Linked DNA regions of Homo sapiens: region 2 is linked to region 1. The links are chromatin loops, found by intact Hi-C in ENCODE. Cell type or tissue: CD4-positive, alpha-beta T cell. All regions are shown on one strand. Links, peaks and the distances in the headings refer to the core of each region. The heading gives the core; the rest is flanking DNA. Region 1 overlaps BCO2 (beta-carotene oxygenase 2). Region 2 holds the start of LINC02764 (long intergenic non-protein coding RNA 2764).

Region 1 (2,913 bases), core at 141-2,640:
TGGTGGAGTCCCATGGTGCTGAACACCAACTCACCCTAATTAAGGTTGATGACAACAAGAAACCAGAGGAATGGGTAGGCCTCTGTAAAACTGAGAGGGAAACCCCCGAAAAGTGGTTGGCTGCAGTTGTGCAGTAGTTAAGGACTAGGTCAAAGAATCTTAAGTCAAGGATGTCATCGAAGAGTATTTCAAATGTAAGAAATGAACAAATAAAACTTTGGCACTCATGTTTCTTAAGAAAAAACACCACAAAGCAGAATTCATAATATAACTATGGTTATAGATATTTATTTTTTAGGGCTCTTACTTGAAATAATTAAGAAAGTATTGATACAACCTTTTGAAGAGGGTTTTAAATTTCATTTATTGGATATATCTTCCTCTAGGTAATAATAAGAATACACGAAATAAAAATTCATGTATTTTGGTCATTACTGCAAGAATTAAAGAAAGAGGAAAGAAACATGAAAGGTGGCTTGCCAGTTAAGACAGGTTTATTTTAGAAAAAACAAACCCGAGAGGAGCCTTTTGGCTGAGTTAGATTAGAGGCACACTTTTTTACAGACTAAGAGTTTTTAAGGATTCAGGGTGGGAGAGTTTATTAGAGGCTTGGACTGCTTCTGTGTTTCTTTGTTGTGTTTATTTGGGAGGGAGAGTTGTGTGTTTGTTCCCATACATATTTTTTTGCAGCTGCAGGCATACCCCCCAAAGTCTGCTTTTAGCTTCCCTATCTTAGTGCACCTGAAGGGAGAGGAATGTCCTTATTAAGGCCCACTGTTTCACTGGGGCCCATTATATGAGGGTGAAATTTGGCAGTTACCCAAGAGACTTTCCCCCTACTTCCCTCTGTGCCCGTGCTGTTTTATTTGTGTTTTACTGTCTGCTTTTTCTGTTTGCTTGTAGTTAGAAGAGAAGTGATTTCCTTGAAATGCATGAGGCTAGAAAGGGAGCTGGAACTTAAAGTGGCGGTTTGTCCAAAATAAAGATGCTCCTGCTCTGTCAATTACCATCATCGGATAGGTGGATGACAGAGGTCCTAGGAGAAGAAATACAAATGATCATAGATAGTAGACTTTGAATACAAATCTGAAAAGCACCTTGTTCTTTCCATCACAGTCTGCCTGTTACCATTGGTCCTAAGGTACTCAGAAGACAGGAAGCTGGCTATATCCTGCATGGAGGCTTCTTCTAAACTGTTTTTTTCTCTGCTGTCCACAGCAGATGCTACTGCAATTGCACAACCCTCCTATGGACCACCCACTACCCCCACCCCACCCTCAGCTCGGCTTTGGGAGCTTATTTTGAGGAACATCACTAAAATCAGGCATTTATTCTAATCTCTACGTGTATAGTTCTCAGGGATGGATGACAAGCCAGTAGTGCTTCATTTAATTGGACAGCAGGTGGCACTAGAGACCATATAATCTTCACATTTCTAAACCCTGCCTGATCTTACCAACAGCCGTAGGCAGGCAAGGTCTGTCACTTAAACGACACTCTTGCCAACACCCCCAAAATCCCTTGTTCCCTTTTCCTTCAGTTACACTCCCTTCCCTCTGCTGAACACCATTCCAGGACCAGTTAAACTGTTTATGCTCCTTCCACATGGTGAATGCTCTGGAGAAGACCCCCAGACATACAATATGTGGCACCTGTGAACTCATGGTTAGGCTCTCTGCACCGTCCTGGACTAACATAGTTTCCTGTCTAATTTTCCTTAAGAGTCACTTCAAACTTCACAGACCCCATCTTCTTTAGTGATGTGTTCCATACATGCAAATGCCATGCGTGGAGCTTTGCACTGTGGCAATAAAGTAAAAGGGCTGAGTTCCATGTCTGGGTTTGTGAGATGCAGAACACAGCAGCAGGTTTAGAATGGCAAGAAGATGCCTAAACAGAACTAATGCAGCAGATGCAGGAGCAAAGAGCCTCAGGTAACCATGAGAGTGTAAGTCCCCCAGTGTTTCCTTTCACAGAAGTCCCTGAAAAGGCATTCATTGTACTTCCTCAGACAAAACATGGAGATTTGATTGATCTTCCTAGATCTGAAGGGTGAAGGAGACTCTGGATGACCTCTGGCAAGTCCATAGATCTGTCACATCTTTCCTCTGTTTATAAATCTCTATCTTAATACACAGGGAATGAAGTTCAGACATATGAAGGATAGCAGTATAATCATAAGATTTTGACCTAAGGATACCTGAATTCTGCCTTGGCTCTGCTCTGCTCTCTGTTTCTTGAAGGAGAACACAAAAAAGGATCAGTGGCATGTTATAATCTAGGCATATATGCCTGGTAATCCAAGGGAGAAAGTTCTGGTAAAATTGAGTGAGCATATGACCAAGGCCCAAAGCATAGGCTGGGCCTCTTCCTCTGCCTAAGCCCAACTCTTACCACTAGCCAGTGTCTGAGGATTCAAGGAAAGGGAGTAAGTGGTGCACAATTGAGGGGAAAAGGAAGAGGCAAATGGGCAGGTTGGGTCCTCCACAGGAGGCAAGCAGTAGGAAAACGTATGAACCAGCCAGCTAGGCCTCCTTGGGGCAGGGTGGGAGTAGGGGAGAGCTTTGGCTTGATTTTTTTTTTTTTCCTCTGAGCATAGCTCTGGAGAGTAAGCAACACCATGTGTGGTACTTCTAACACATTGTAGGCCTGCCTGTGAGTCAACAAGGCCCAACCAGTGCCTGGAAATGTGATTTAAGCAGATGAAAATTCCCTTTTTGTGGGGAGCTACAAGGGAGATAAGGGGGTGAAACCTCCTTTCGTTTATACTTAAATGACATTCAAGGCCTTTCAATAATTTGGTCCCCAATCAATGTTTCCAGTCTTACCTCTCACCTATCTCCCCATTGTAGCCAAGAACTCTTCAATATGCAGTAAACAAGCTGTACTTTTCCACATTTCCTTTGCTTACAT
Region 2 (2,913 bases), core at 102-2,601, 340 kb after region 1:
TCTCCAGCTTTCAGAGGAAGAAAGTCAGTCATAAAGAAATTAACTCACTTGCCCGCGGTCGCCTAGCCAGTGAGTGGTGGGTCTGAATTAGATTCATTCTGTCTGCCTCAAAGCCTACCTCTTCCAACCTCACCTGCTGACTCTCAACAGACCTTTCTGTACTTTGTCCTGGGGCAGTCAGGGCCAGGGACCAAGTAGTCACCCTCAGGGAGCAGGACTCCTTGCCACAGAGGTAGGGGAATGCTAAGCACAGGTGAGGATTTCCGCCTGCTTTGGAGACTGAGGGCAGCAAGGCATCCTGGGGATTGCCCTGTACCTGTAAGCTCAGGTCTTGGTCCTGCCTGGGGTCAGCCCCCCATGCCTACCCTCTCCCACCTCAGCCCCCTATCTGTGGGTGCACCCATCTTGTTCCCCCTGCACACAGCCTAACTGGGCTCTGACCCATCAAGGAGCTAGGTGCAGGGCACTGTGCTCTAGCCCTTGTCCTCTAGCCCCGGGCCACAGGGTGTGTCCCCATCACTCACCGGGGAGCCAGTGCCAGCCTCATGGCCTCCGAGCAACACAAACCACCCACTGTGGCTGGGGCTCCTTTCCCAGTCCAGGATAATCATTTCAATGGAATGTTTTAAAGAGTCCTTTTCTAAATTAAACTAATAAATGGGATAGTAGCCGAGAGGCAAGAAGGGTCTCTGCTTAACATTGAAATAGAAATTAACCAGAAGGGGGAAAAATAATGTCCCCAGAGGTTATCAGGAGGCGATTTGAATCCTGTTCCCCTGTGGATGGAGTCATCTGAAGTCTAGCTGGGTCTGCCTGCTGTGAGGACCTCAGATGCTAAGGGGAAAATGAAGTCAGCTGCCACAGATGCCCCAACTCCCAGCTATGAGAAAAACTCTGGAAGGTGGACTTCATTTTCCATGTTTTATTCAAGATTTTTTTTTCAGATATGTCTCGTGCTCAGACTCTGAGATACCACAAAAGCATCCAAACCCAGCCTGTGACATTCACCCTCGTTCCTACCACCTCCCTTGCTGAGGAAGGTCCTTTGACTCTTCTTCCAGAGGAAAAGAATAAAAAATCAGAACCCAAATGGCTATGGAAAGGGCCCTCTCTACCCTTTCAGCTGGGACGGGTCATGGCCTTGTTCAGTGCCCACTGTGGGGGCTCTGGTTCCAGGACTGACTCAGGGCTACTTCAGCTTCTATCTGGCCATCTGACCGGGGTGGCATTCGAGGGGAAGTGACATAGCCTCCTGCCACTAGCCGGGAAGGGCCATCAGGTGAACAGCTGCCTCTGGTTGTCTGAGACACCTCATTAAGGTGACATTGGTAGCCACCTGCAGAGGCACAATTTGAGGTGTAGCTTACCCTGGTCTCACCTCTGCCCATCCAGGCTGCTGGCTGCTTCCTCTGCTCCTGGGGAGTTGGCCCCAGCCCACCAGGACCTCCTCTCAGCTTAATGTTCTCCTCCAGTTCCCCTTCCATGTGCTGACTGAGTATGGACCTCACCCGCAGCATACAAAGGTTTGCTGGTTGGTAGGCCAGACTATCAGGGCCCCTCACCCTTCTGGCTGCTCAGGTGTGACCCCTGCTGGTGGGAGTTGAGCTGGCCTGGGGGAACTTTTCTGGGACTGGTCGCTGTAGCTTTGAGTCTGTTTCTGGCAGGAGCAGGCTCTGCTGTGTTTGTGTACATTTGTTCAATCAGTGGACACCCGGGATTCCTGAGAAAGCTCCAAAGGCAGCTGTAGCCACAGTAGAGAGATAGCCATCCTGCCCTCTGCTAGGCTGGCCTCACGGGAATCATGTCACATAGGCCCCTCCAGGCCACAATCAGGGCTCCTTTAAGAAAGGCAGACTCTATACATCAAACCACAGCACCCTGTGCTCATCGAATCATGTGATAGGTAGAGAGGAATGCCCAGTCCTAGCCTTCCTATGGGACATTCCTTCTGATTGACACCAAGGCGTAATGACTGGTAGAAATTCAGTGCATTCATTATCTCCATGGGTACGTTTTTTAATGGAGAAGGGCCTGAAGCCAGCAATGATTTGACCTAATTCCAGAGCAAAGAGTTGGTTCCAGTGTCAAGCCTGCAATGGAGTGATGATTCTAGGATAGGGTTGGGCCAGAGCCTTTCTAAGAACACCAGTGGTAGCAGACGACACTACTTACGGAGTGCTTACTGCGTGCCAGGCATGCTCGTTTAAAATGATCTGCTAGTAAGCATCTTGCCGTCGTCCTGCATTTGAATTCTGATCTGTCACCTGGTAGCTGCGGTCTTTGGGCAAGCCTCTTACCCTCTCTGAATCTTAAGTCCTTCTGGAGGTAAAAAGACGTACTTCACAGAGGAATTGAGATGATTACATTTATATGATCCTTGTATGTGCTAATCACAAAGGCACAAGCCTCCTTGTCCAGTGATTAGCACATATTCAACATTCAATAAATGGTAGTAGCTCTTTCATTTCATCCATTTCCTTTTTCTTTTTTTTGTAAAATGAGCATGATTTTGTGAGGCTAAGTGAAAAAAATATAGGGTATTAGTGCTTTGCAAATTGGAAGGGGGATATGCGATGTGTTTATTATTGATGTGATTTCTCACCCTAGGCAGTAACACACTTCTCCCCTCACTGCAACCTCGGCCCCCAGCAGAGCAGCTCTCCTACCTTCTGAGTCTGGCCCCCATCTAGCAGATGAGAGGGAGAACACATCACGCTCAGGAGCCAGACAGGCCATGCAGCGGTACCATCCAATGTTGTTCCCTCCCAGAATCATCCCCAGATTCGCCTTTGACTCCTGTGATGGTATCTCATTGGATAAGCCAAACTGATTAGCCACGTCAGAAAGTTTTTTATTCCCAAAGTTCAGAGAGCACTCTCCACATTGCTTCTCTGTGCCTTTCTTTGTGAGAGG

The links. A loop is a pair of places that touch in the nucleus more often than their neighbours do. Peaks named below come from ENCODE experiments on the same cell type or tissue, not always from the same donor. Only the 100,000 strongest peaks of a DNase experiment are listed, where the experiment ranks them.
Region 2: a loop joins it to region 1, with 5 times the contacts of the local background. A loop is called at or near these places in 29 of 110 quality-filtered maps.

What each region holds. Positions count from the first base shown.
Region 1 is chr11:112,218,516-112,221,428 of GRCh38, forward strand. It overlaps BCO2 (beta-carotene oxygenase 2), which reads left to right. Exons shown (of 12, transcript NM_031938.7): 12 at 1-431. It also overlaps the pseudogene RPS12P21. Among named protein-coding and RNA genes, the nearest start is that of PTS, 6.5 kb to the right of the region's middle. RefSeq lists a silencer at 1,538-1,745. In CD4-positive, alpha-beta T cell, for the core only: CTCF peaks have their summits at 1,389 (motif pointing right) and 1,588 (motif pointing left); a DNase peak (open chromatin) is centred at 1,426.
Region 2 is chr11:112,554,310-112,557,222 of GRCh38, forward strand. LINC02764 (long intergenic non-protein coding RNA 2764) reads right to left here and starts at 1,493. Exons shown (of 4, transcript NR_104155.1): 1 at 1,368-1,493. In CD4-positive, alpha-beta T cell, for the core only: CTCF peaks have their summits at 1,598 (motif pointing left) and 1,806; a DNase peak (open chromatin) is centred at 1,582.